Regions from separate parts of the Homo sapiens genome. Here region 1 is linked to region 2. Evidence: chromatin contacts called from ENCODE Hi-C or POLR2A ChIA-PET data. All regions are on one chromosome and are shown on one strand. The core of a region is the stretch at or near the end of the contact, and the rest is flanking DNA. Distances in the headings are between cores, read along the strand shown. Region 1 holds the start of LOC107984252 (a long non-coding RNA gene). Region 2 has its middle 9.8 kb from the start of ANKRD1.

The links. Hi-C counts contacts between places; a loop is a spot of excess contacts on that map. ChIA-PET counts read pairs that join two places held with the same protein, here RNA polymerase II (POLR2A). Pooled maps may share reads with other maps.
Region 1: a map of PC-9 shows a loop between it and region 2 (9-fold over the local background). The contact joins two enhancer-like sites. A Hi-C loop is called at or near these places in 27 of 168 maps with a recorded cell type or tissue (Caco-2, HepG2, MCF 10A and 14 more) and 19 of 50 pooled maps. POLR2A ChIA-PET finds 5 or more read pairs at or near these places in 11 of 52 experiments (AG04449, AG04450, BJ and 8 more).

Annotation. Positions count from the first base shown.
Region 1 is chr10:90,965,989-90,972,242 of GRCh38, forward strand. The region is part of intron 3 of XLOC_008559 (a long non-coding RNA gene); the gene reads left to right. LOC107984252 (a long non-coding RNA gene) reads left to right here and starts at 34. Exons shown (of 3, transcript XR_001747547.2): 1 at 34-366. Within about 2 kb of position 3,288, at least 6 of the 41 ENCODE cell types and tissues checked have a DNase peak (open chromatin) inside an H3K27ac peak, as active enhancers do; they include PC-3, PC-9, gastrocnemius medialis and 1 more, where a contact is called at or near this core.
Region 2 is chr10:90,927,963-90,933,795 of GRCh38, forward strand. No RefSeq gene overlaps it. Among named protein-coding and RNA genes, the nearest start is that of ANKRD1, 9.8 kb to the left of the region's middle. RefSeq lists an enhancer at 2,302-2,955. Within about 2 kb of position 2,494, at least 19 of the 41 ENCODE cell types and tissues checked have a DNase peak (open chromatin) inside an H3K27ac peak, as active enhancers do; they include PC-3, PC-9, gastrocnemius medialis and 1 more, where a contact is called at or near this core.

The DNA of each region.
Region 1 (6,254 bases), core at 2,038-4,537, 39 kb after region 2:
ATGAAAAAGTCTGCTGCAAAGTGCAGCTCTCTCAGTGAGGCTTTTCCCTAACAACACTGAGTCTTGGGTTTTAGTTACTTGTGGTTCTGGTTTTAATAGACTTAGCTGCTGTGGGATGCCTAAGAAGCTTAAATTTTGGGTGCCTTAGGATCACCAGGAAGAAAAACAAACAAACCAATAAAGATTTGGATAACAAGAGAGAAGTTGATTGAAAACTGTCAACTCCCTGAAAGTTTTAAACCAGGCATGAAGCCTCCTGTGTCCCTCATTCATCATGTTTCTGAAGACAGTTGACCTGTTGACTTAAAGACATCATTTAAGAGAGTCAGCCAGAACTAATGACAGTGTGAAGACCTGCTAACCATGGTGAGTATTGAGAAAGAGCTAGCTCAATAAGAAAAAGTCAACCTTGGCCTATTACTCAGACATCTTTGGCTTAAAAAAAATAATTTCCAGATCTCACAATAATTTGGACCAGGAGTTAGAAGATCAGACCCTAGTCCAGGTTTGATGCTAATTTTTCAGAAACCTTTTTCCTGGAGCTATTTGGTTAATGCCCCAGAATCCCTTCCCTACTGCCTTCCTTGGCTAAATGTTTTGATGTTTTGGAGAGTGCTAGAATCCTTGTTTCATCACTTACCATCTATATGCCTTGTGTATGTGACTGAATCTCTCTAAGCTTTTCTCACTGTAAAGACTTAAATTGTTAGCTTTCTTTTTATGTCTATGCGATTTGTTATTTTTGTTATATTTTTTAACTCTTTAAGAGCAGTATTTCTCACCTATAATACTTTGTCCTGTATCTTCTACCACCATTAGCATAAAGCCAATCTGGGAGACTGTGCTCAATAAATGTTATTTTTTGATTTTGGCATAAATATTAATAATCATTTATTGCAAAGTCTCACTGGGCAAGATATTGAATCTGGTTACCACCTGAGGGGAGACAGGAAGGACAAACAAGAAATGAGCTTTTCCTTAAGGAAGGTTCAATTCATTATGGGACCAGACAGGTAGACATGCAGCAAACTACTTAGCCATCTTTCCTCTTCTCTCCCACACCATGTGACTCTAGGGAGCCATTTGGGAAGTAGAAACTGTTGGAACAGAGCTATTTTCTGGACAGACAATCCTGGCTTCCTGGATCCTGTTTCTACCGAGACACAGGAAGGGAGCTGCTGATGCTCATTCGATGCCCGTGCCCCATTTTCCTAAAACAAACCCATATTGGACATCAAAGAAGCTATGTAGTTCTTTTCTAAAACTTTCAGTTAGTTGCCTTAAAGGTCCCAACTAAAGGCTGGGTGTAGTGGCTCACACCTGAAATCCCAGCACTTCCAGAGGCTGAGGCGGGAGGATTGCTTGAGACCAGGAGTTTGAAATCAGCCTGAGGAGAATAAGAGACTCGGTCTCTATAAAAATAAAAACAAAACCATTAGCCTGCTGTGGTAGTGTGTGCCTGTAGTCCCAGGCTACTCAGGAGGCTGTGTGGGGAGGATCACTTGAGCTCAAAAGTTCAAAGCTGCAGTGAGCTATGATTACACCACTGCACTCCAGCCTGGTGATTGAGTGAGACCCTGTCCCTAAAAAAAGAAAACCAAAAAAGATCCCAAGTAGAACAAGCAGTGATAAGCAAGGATGTGATGAAGAAGAGAGTTATCCATGCCTTGTCCTTCTGGTCCCCCCATCCTCTAATCACCTTGCAGTCCTTACAGCCTGCGGGGACCTGGGGCCTCATGGTGGATGCCTCCCTCTCCCCAGCTCTCTCTTTCTTCTGGCCAATCCATGCTGATCTTGCAGAGTAGAAGGTGAGGTTGGGAGCATGAGTTCTGGTTTCCATGGATGAGGGGAGAGGATGCGGCTGAATGAGAACGGAGTGAAGGTAGAGGGACAGAAAAGACAGACTTCCATTTCAGGTTACCGTTAGCTTCCTCCTTAATATTTTAAAATCTGACACTATTCACCAGTAAGAGGACTTGTTTTCTTCTGGTAATACCCCAGTAGCCTATGTGAGCAGATCCTATTCCCATCTGAACAGAACTTTGGTCCTCATTCTTGTGAAATAATAACTCTGGACTTATGGAGCTCAGGGACTGTTTGTCCCTTCCATGCTCAGGGTTATCGTGAAGCTCTCTGGTGTTAACTGACAATGAGGAATCCTGTTATCCCTAATTTCTCCCCTTCCCAGGTGGAGGAAAGGAGGCAGAGAAGAGTAAAGATCCAGCCAACCTCGTAACAATGAAATACAAGTGCTAATGTTAATTCTAGCAGTATCCTTCTATAGGAGTCCAAGAAATGTTTGTCCCCTGAGACACTGTGAAGATATTAGCAGATAGTTGAATCTGAATGTTAATTACACTGCCTTCTTCATGATTTCTAGAGAAACTGCTCGAGTGACACTTTCCTATATTCTGAGAGTACAGCACAAATCCAGTGTAATTGTTTTATTCATTTCTACCACTCCCTATCTTAGACTGCTAGCCAATTGGTGGCAAAGCCTGCCCTATCACCACTAGCAACTAAGGGCATTCAACCTTCCAACTTGCCTCTGGCATACAACATTTGTAAAAAGAAAAGAGTAATCTTTCGTCTCCATTGTAAGTGTTTAATTGGTTCAACAGCATCCTCCCTACCCCTCAAGCTCTCGGAGTTAAATATAAATTCAGTCCGTGATTGATGTGACAAAATATATACAAAGACAAATAAAAGACAGATTGCCTTTCAGGTCTGAAGCAGCAAGGCCCAGGAATTCTAGCAACATTGGCTTGTCTGAAACAGCACAGAGTGAATAGTATTATCATAACCAAGAGGGGTCAGAATAGCTGGACAACAGTAGCTGTATAAAAGGAAAGTGCAGGAAGCAAGCACCTGCAATTTGTCTCCAGGGCTGACCCACAGATGTGATTTATCTGTTCCTAGTTGCACTGACAGATGATTCAGCCCTTAAGAGCCCAAAGCCATAAAATACTTGAACCATACACACAAATTCCTTTGTTCTGATTTTATTCTCCGTAAGCAACTGACAAATTACGATTTGATTTCCCATTTATTTTTCAATGGTTCACTTTGTTCTAAAAAGTTTATAAGGGGCTTATAAAAGTGTATATGCTTCAGTTTAAAAGTTAAAATTGAATGTAAATGGACACGGTGGGTTGTGGTTTTGCCTGCCTCATATCCATTTTACCCTTATTATTTTCTCTGGGGAAATGATCTACCTCTCAGGTGGAACTGGTACCATTTCATCACAAGCTCTGAGTGAAGGCATGTAATCCACACCTGCCCTATCGGTAAATTCCATCCATCTGGTCGCAGTGGCTTGGCCAAGTGACTCACAGAAACTCAATCCTGGGGACTTTGTCAAAATGATGGGGAAAGAGAAGCTCTTCTTCCACTGGAACTTTTTTTTTTTTTTTTGAGACAGATCCTCCCTCTGTCCCCCAAGCTGGAGTACAGTGGCTCGATCTCAGCTCACTGTAGCCTCCGCCTCCTGGATTCAAGCAATTCTCATGTGTCAGCCTCCTGAGTAGCTGGGACTACAGAAATGCACCATCACCACACGTGGTTAATTTTTGTATTTTTAGTAGAGATGGGGTTTCATCATGTTGCCCAGACTGGTCTCAAACTCCTGACCTCACGTAATCTGCCCTCCTTGGCCTCCCAAAGTGCTGGGATTACAGGTGCGAGCCACTACACCCGGCCTCCGCTGGCACTTCTAACTGTAGGACAATAGCCTGGTGCTGCCAGAGCCCCCGGGCAGGGAGGCAGGAATCTGAGAATGGAGTCAACACAGAAGAGAGAAGAGCTCTGAGATGGAGAGAGAGACAGCTTATAGCTGAAATGTGAGATTTTTTCATTTTGTTTGTTTTTTAGTTCCCAGATCCAGCCATGGCTGAAGCTAGATTGATTCCTGGGATTTCTTAGTAGATATCATAGATTCTCTCTCTTTTTTTTTTTTCAATTATGTTGAGTTTCTGACCTGGCTGAAGGTCCTGATTAATTCAGTATATGAGAAAAGTAGGGTGAAAAAAAAATAGTGAAGAAAAAAATGAAGCTAGTAGTCAAGTGAGCACACATTCACAAAAATGTTTGCCATGAATTCCAGGATACTTGCTGGTACAGGCTGATCCGTCTACTCAAACTTCACAGCCATCAGTACAGGGCAAAAGCTGCTTAGTCATGTTGGCCAGAGTGTCCACAAGATTAAAACTCACCCAGATGCTCAGAAGAAATAAAACTATATTCCCGATTATGATACTTGAAAAAAAATTCTACCTTGGGCTGCTTGTAAGGAAGATGCTGTGTAAAATGGTGATTCACACCCTCAACCATATTCCTACAATAAATGTGACAATGAATTAATGGATTTCATGGGATTGTTTCTTATAACATCCTGATGACAAAACACCAAAGCACAGTTTAATGAGAGCAGTTTTAAAGTCGGGAAATGATGCAGGCCACTTGTGTAGTCACTGCTAGAATGGTTAGTCAGAACAAAGGTGACACCTGCAGGATAAATGAGTGCAGGCTTGATATGGTTTGGATCTGTGTCCCTGCCCAAATCCCATGTTGAATTGTAATCTCCAATGTTGGAGGAAGGGCCTGGTGGGAGGCGACTGGATCGTGGAGGCAGATTTCCCGCTTTGTGCTGCTCTCATGATAATGAGTGAGTGCTCATAAAATCTGGTTGTTTAAAAGCTTGTAGCGGGCCAGGCGCGTTGGCTCACGCCTGTAATCCCAGCACTTTGGGGGCCGAGGCGGGCGGATCACGAGGGCAGGAGATCCAGACCACGGTGAAACCCCGTCTCTACTAGAAATACAAAAAATTAGCCAGGCGTGGAGGCTGGCGCCTGTAGTCCCAGCTACTCGGGAGGCTGAGGCAGGAGAATGGCGTGAACCCGGAAGGCGGAGCTTGCAGTGAACAGAGATGGCGCCATTGCACTCCAGCCTGGGTGACAGAAAGACTCCGTCTCAAAAAAAAAAAAAAAAAAAAAAAAAAAAAAAAAAAAAAAGGCGTGTAGCACCTCCCTGCTCTCTATCTTGCTCTTGCTGCGGCCATCTAAGATGTGCCTGCTTCTCTTTCACCTTCCACCGTGATTGAAAATTTCCTGAGTCCTCCTGACAAGCCGCTCTGCATCCTGTACAGCTTGCAGAACTGTAAGCCAATTACACCTCTTTTCTTTATAAATCACCCAGTCTCAGATATCTTTTTATAGCAATGCAAGAATAGACTCATACAAGGCTGTACCCCTAGGTGACCGAATGCTTTAGGGCCATAAAGCCACTTAAAAATTCATTTGCTTTGAGCAGCTGATCTAAGTCTTATATTCTATGGCAATTAGTTGACAGGAATCTTTGTCTATTGAAGCCATTTTTTACTCTTACTCTGATTCCAGAAAACCACATCTCAAGCAAAGAAAAGGTTGTTTGTTGGCCGGGCGCGGTGGCTCACGCTTGTAATCCCAGCACTTTGGGAGGCTGAGGAGGGCGGATCACGAGGTCAGGAGATTGAGACCATCCTGGCTAACATGGTGAAACCCCGTCTCTACTGAAAATCCAAAAAAAAAAAAAAAAAAAAAAAAAAAAAAATTAGCCGGGCGTGGTGGCGGGCGCCTGTAGTCCCAGCTACTCAGGAGGCTGAGGCAGGAGAATGGCGTGAACCTGGGAGGGGGAGCTTGCAGTGAGCAGAGATCGCGCCACTGCACTCCGGCCTGGGCGACAGTGAGACTCCGTCTCAAAAAAAAAAAAAAAAAAACAAAGGTTGTTTGTCTTTCTCTTTCTTATGAGGGGAGTGGGCTTCCCATCTAGTTTTCCTAGAAGAAATCCCTCTCTGAGTTAAAAGAGCCTTCCTGCCTACAATCTGGCTGAGATAGAACATTTTTCATTTGTTTGTTTGTTTGCTTTAATCTTATGACTGTCACCACTGAGTGACTAGCATACAAGCAGGCCCTGTGGAGTTGAAGGACAGTTCAGGCAGCCCCTGCTTGCTTACATAAAGTGTTGGAAAACACACCGGAGTTGGACATGTGATAATCACACGGAAGTATATGTAATAAAAGTTTTCTGTTCCTACTGAGATGGAAAAGTCTATAAAGTCCCTAATAACACTTGACCCTCTGGATGCAATTTTGGAAGCTGGGTTTCTAGCATTTTGTATGTCCAACCAATTCTTCTTATTTATATGAACATTATTCATTTAAAAAAAAGTATGAAAAGTTCATTTTAATAATCGCAAATTTTAATTTGTTCCTTTTCTC
Region 2 (5,833 bases), core at 1,244-3,743:
TCTTCACTATGGATTCCTTGGGAATCAGAGAAATTTAGGGCCAGTAACACACTGAGTGGTCATTGAGTCCACTCCCTGACCAGGAAGGGCCAGAGTTAGGCAGGTAGAACCCTATTACTTTAAAAACTAAAACCTCCCTTTGTCGTTATCCTCATATTTAAAAATCTTACTGCAATACAGTTTCTTGTGGCTTACTTACAGCTGGGCAGCTTAGTCTGTTTGTCTCATTCTAGCTTCAGGAATGATCATCACCAAAAACACGTATTGAGCATTTTTTCCGATGACTTTTGCTAGTCAAAGGGAAAAAAGCTAAAAGGTGAAATTACTGCCATTGAACTGCCATTACTTGAACTGCCATTACTTGAACTACCTTCATCCACTGGATCAAAACCATTTTCATAACTGGGTATTGTTAAGCTCTTCAGAACATAGGCTTTTGGACCATTAGAAGGGCTTTCACATCGTCTAGTCCAGTTCTGTAACTGTACACACTGGAGCAAATGACACCTGAAGAGGTTCTATACATATGTATTATCTTACTCATTCAATACGTTTGTTTAGTCTGTTCCTGTGGGACAACTTGACATTATCCATTTCCTGAAGTGCTGCAACAAGAAATACCGTACACACCATCACTTATGTTCTTACCAAAAATTTTACCCTGAATCCAATTTCAGACAAATTCAGAATGTAGGACATTCAACAGGGCAACTATCTTGGGCTCTTCAAAAAGGTAAATGACTAGAAAAACAAAACAAAAAAGAAGTGAGGAATTGTTCTCTCTTTGATTAAAAGAGAAGAAAGAGCATGAACCTTGGTGGGATCCTGTAATTCAAGACACAAAAGCTGTAAAATACATTTTGAGGACAACTGGAGAAGTATGGAAGGTATTTTAGACAATATTATTAACTGAGTGATGATTTTCTTATGCATGATGATGGTTTTGTGGTAATGGAGGAGAATGTCCTTATTGTTAGGAGATGTATTCTGAAGTATGTAGGAATGACCTATGATGCTTTCAAATGGTTCAGCAAAAGAGGTATGCATGTGTGTAGAAAGAGAGAAAGATGAGAGAGAGTACAACTGTAAAATATTAACAATTAGCGAATCTAGGTGACAGTGCTCATTCTACTATTCATTCAACTTTCTGTATATCTCAAAATTTAAACATGAATAAAACATTTTAGTAAAACAGACACCCTAGCACGTAAGTTTCACGAAGCAAGAGATGTTTGTTTCTCCCACTGATGTAGACCAAGTGCTGAGAGCAGTCCCCAGCACATAGTAGGCACTCAGTAAAAACGTGTTTAAACGGAAAGCAAAAAAGGAGGTGGCCCCAGCATGGGGTCAGAGGGAGGGAAGGGACAGAAGCCAAGAAGTGGGCAAGTCTGCTGGCACACCACCCTGACATCAGTGTTTTTCAGAGGCTTCCCTAGAGCCACAGGAATGCTACAGAATAAGGCTCCTGTGGACAGTGCCCTCTCAGCTGCACCTGCTTTTGGTGCAGGCAGCTGGGCAGAAGATTAGGTAGAGAAGACTCACCCAGCCAGAATGTCTTACCCATGTCCCCACCCACCACGATCGATCTGGAAATGGCATGGAGATGTTTCTGATGAGAGTATAAAAATGTAGGCATCCGTCAGCTCGCACTGGTTCAGCCATCCTATGTATACAAGGGAAAGCTTGAATATATGTGAAACCTCAGGGATTATGAGATCCATTAGAACCCACTTAATATTATGATGCAAATGGTGAGATTGAAGGTCTTACAATTAGGCAAGAGCTGACTGCTTTCTTCATTTGATTTTCTTTAATGGCACCAAAATAATATACTGTTTTTGAAAAGACGAGTTTTCTAAGATTCTACTAGTTGATGATTTATTATCTCATTTCCAAATTCCAGGGTTAAGGAAACATGTATATTAAGAAATGGCTAAAATATGAATGAAGCACAAATGCTCTGGGAGGCTGATGGAGGAGGAGGAGGGTACCAGGGTGGGTGTGCGAGGTCATGGTCCAGCTGAAGGCCAATGAACCGAAGGTTTCTTTATTTTCTCCTCTTTTTCTTTTTATCTTTCTTTTCTCACTTTCTTTCAATGTCTCTTTTCTTCTTTCCTCCCTCTTTGCTTCCTCTCACCCTTCTTTCTTCTCTTCCTTCCTTCCCTCCTACCTTCCTCCCTTCCATCCCCCGATTTTAAAAACCACAGTGATTGAAACTAAAGAGCTGGCCTACGCACCTCAGGGCTGAGGACTTGTTAGCTCTCCTTGCCTCCTGGCAACCATGCCCCTTCTAATAGTGACTGGTTGAGAAAGAGGCTCAGAGTCTTTTAGCTAGAATAATCCCCTCAGGCATGTCATCTCTTTCCAGTGCAGACCTGCAAGGGAGGTGATCTTATTCCCACTGAGAAGGAGCCTGGCAGTGCTTCTAAACTGAATTCTCATAAGAAAGGGAAGAGCCTGTTTGCAAAAACATACTCTTTTGCTGCCAACACAAGCAGATCTTTTAGGGAGGAGGGGAACTGTAACCCCTCCAAGATCTTTGCTCTCCTTCAGAGCCAAGGCTCTCAGGTTTCACAAAGGAATTTATAGAGCAGACTGACGCCTCTGGGGTTGGAATCAGCTCAGGACTAAGTGGAGAATGAGGAGAGGGACAGGCACCCTTCTCTGCTCTGTGCAGGCTGGGGATTGTTTACCAGGGGATGAAAAGGTCCTCTCCCTGAAAAGGAATGTTTGGCAAGGAAATGACTTCTGGAGGCACAACTGAATGGCTCCCCAGGGAATCAGTTTGGGTTAGTTACAGATCAGACCCACCACCCTGGACAAATCTCACTGGGCAGGGGCGGCGGGGCTGTGATTACAAGAGCTTGGGGATGTTTAAAGCAACTCCTGCCTTCAAAAGACAGCTGTCCTCTTTTCCAGATAAGTTCTGTATGGTAAAAGAAGGAAAAGGAAAAAAAATAGAGGTTAGAAATCATATTGAAAAATTAAAGGAATGTTTGATTTGTCCATAAGAATTTCCTGACTGTGCCACTTTGCTCAGCGCTTGTCCTAGGTCCTTCCAATATCACATTTAGTGGGTAGTGAGAAGGCGTGGAGTAAGTGACTCTGGTTGCTGACATTCACACTTGGATGAAGTGGAGAAAGATGATGTCCTTCCTTATTTGGTGGCTCTGGAAGCCACATTCCCTCCTCATCCGCCTTCCCAAAAGAACCTTGTGGCTGCCCAGCGGAAGCCAGTGCTTTCAGCAGCCCCCACCCTTGGCATTTCCTTATCTAGGAGTCTTCACTGTGGAATTCCAAGGCCCACCCCAATGCTCCGGATGTGTTTCAATCCATGGCCTGCCACTTTGTTACTCTTGTGATGACAAGCAGATAACATAGCTCACATGCCTTCTTTTCCTGCATACCAACCAGACCCCAGTTCTGAAAAGGAAACAAACCACAAACCAAGAGAGATGTGTTATTTTTATGCAGACATTGTTAAGACACTGCAATAAGCCTAGAATTGTGGAGAGTGCTTTCCCATGTTGCTCCAGTTAATCCCCTCAGTCACTCTGGCATTTATACAAATGAGGAAACCAGTGAGTGTGGAGGTTAAATAGTCAAGGTCTCATAGCAAGTGTGTGTGTGTGCATGTATGTGTGTGTATCTTGGGGGGTGAGGGTTGCCAATTCAAAGTCCAGAATGACTCCAAGTCCACAGCACCTTTGTTGCAGTTAAATGCCTTTACAACTAAGCGTGACCCCTTTGGCAATCACTACTAAGAGGCTTTACCAACTTCTGACACTGTTAACTTCAAGACAAATATGCTTTTTTCAAGACATGGCATCAAAAACTGTATTTCTGTTATTCCTCATCACCATGGTTACAACCACAACTCATCTGTAATTTTCAAAGACCCTGCATCAGAGAAACAACAAAAATGTGGAGAAAATATTTGCTGAACATGTCAGTAAATAAATAAGTATAAAATATGAAAGTGGCCAGAATATACCCAAATCAATAAATATGAATGAGTTAAATGCCTCTTTTGAAAGACAGATAATGGCCGGGTGCGGCGGCTCACGCCTGTAATGCCAGCACTTTGGGAGGCTGAGGCAGGTGAATCACAAGATCAAGAGATCGAGACCATCCTGGCTAACACGGTGAAACCCCAACTCTACTAAAAATACAAAAAAATAGCCGGGCGTGGTGGCAGGTGCCTGTAGCCCCAGCTACTCGAGAGGCTGAGGCAGAAGAATGGCGTGAATCCGGGAGGTGGAGCTTGCAGTGAGTCGAGATCGCACCACTGCATTCCCTCCTGGGCAACAGTGCGAGACTCCATCTTTAAAAAGAAAGAAAAAGAGAAAGAGAGAAAGAAAGAAAGAGACAGATATTCTTAAAATCCAACAATTCCGCTTCTGGGTGTATACCCAAAAGAATTGAAAGCAGAGTCTTGAACAGATATTTGCACACCCATATTCATAGCACCATTATTCACAATAGCCAAAGTATGGAAGAAACCCAAGTGTTCATTGACAGATGAATGAACAAGCAAAATGTGGTATTTACACACAATAGAATATTATTCAGCCTTAAAAAGGAAGGAAATGCTGACATATGCTACTACATGGATGAACCTTGAGGGCATTATGCTAAGTGAAATAAACCAAAAAGACAAATACTGTATGATTCCACTTACATGAGGTACTTAGAGCATTCGAAATCATAGAGACAGAAAGTAGAGTGATGATTGCCAGGAGCCGGAGGGAGGGGGAAATAGAAAGTTATAAGAGTTTAGAATTTCAGTTTTACAAAGTGAAAAGAGTTATGGACATGGATAATGGTGGTGGATGCACACTATGAATGCATTTAATACAATTGAAATATACTCTTAAAATGGTTAAGATAGTAAATTTTTTGGGGGGAGGAACTGGAACCCTAAAAATGAAAGAAAAATGAATTTTCTTAGAAAGATACTCTTATATGATGTAAAACAATACAAACAATAAAAGTCTATGCCATTTATAAGAGATATACCAGGATGACACTGGACGGTTGAAAATAAAGGGATAGACAAAGGGACACCATGTAAATGCTACCAAAATATGCAGAAGGGACAGTATCAGTGCCAGACAAAATCAAATTCAAAGCAAAAAGCACTAAATGGGACAAAGAAGACTGAAAGACATAATCCAACAAGAAGTTATACTAATAATTAATTTTTGTGCAATAAACAACATAGCATCGAAATATATAAACACCAAGTCTGTGTACTTAGGCATCCTAAGAATGGGTAAATATAGTAAAAAGTACTGTTTTGGCCTGATAGGAACTTGCTGTCTCTTCCAGTGGATAATTTGTCTGTAGTGTATTTAAAGCAGGGAGCTTAAGCTCAGACTTCCAGATTGGAAAGTTTCTAAGTATTTCAGGGAGAGGTTATTTATGCTGTATGAGTATTTTACGTCAGGGAAGCATTATAACAAATAGACCATAAAAATCATACCACATCCAAAGGAAAAACAAAAAGCCACAGAAGGTTCTTGGAGTGTCTCTTCAGGAAATCCTCCACACTCAAGGCTCTTGCCAGTTAGGGTAACGTGTCCATAAATTTCCTCTAACAAACCCATTCCAGCATCAGAAAATGACAAATCAATCAAATTTTGGGGGATTGATAGCTAAACTCTTCCAGGACTGTGGGCATAAATCCAGGAAAGGAATTTATGCCAAAAATTGAACCCTTTCCTGACAGAAATGGAAACGCAGACAGAAATAAAACCAGTTACTTCATTTCAACTCATATCTACCACGTTTTAGGCAAGACAGTGAGGATACAGCTTACAGCTTCTCACAG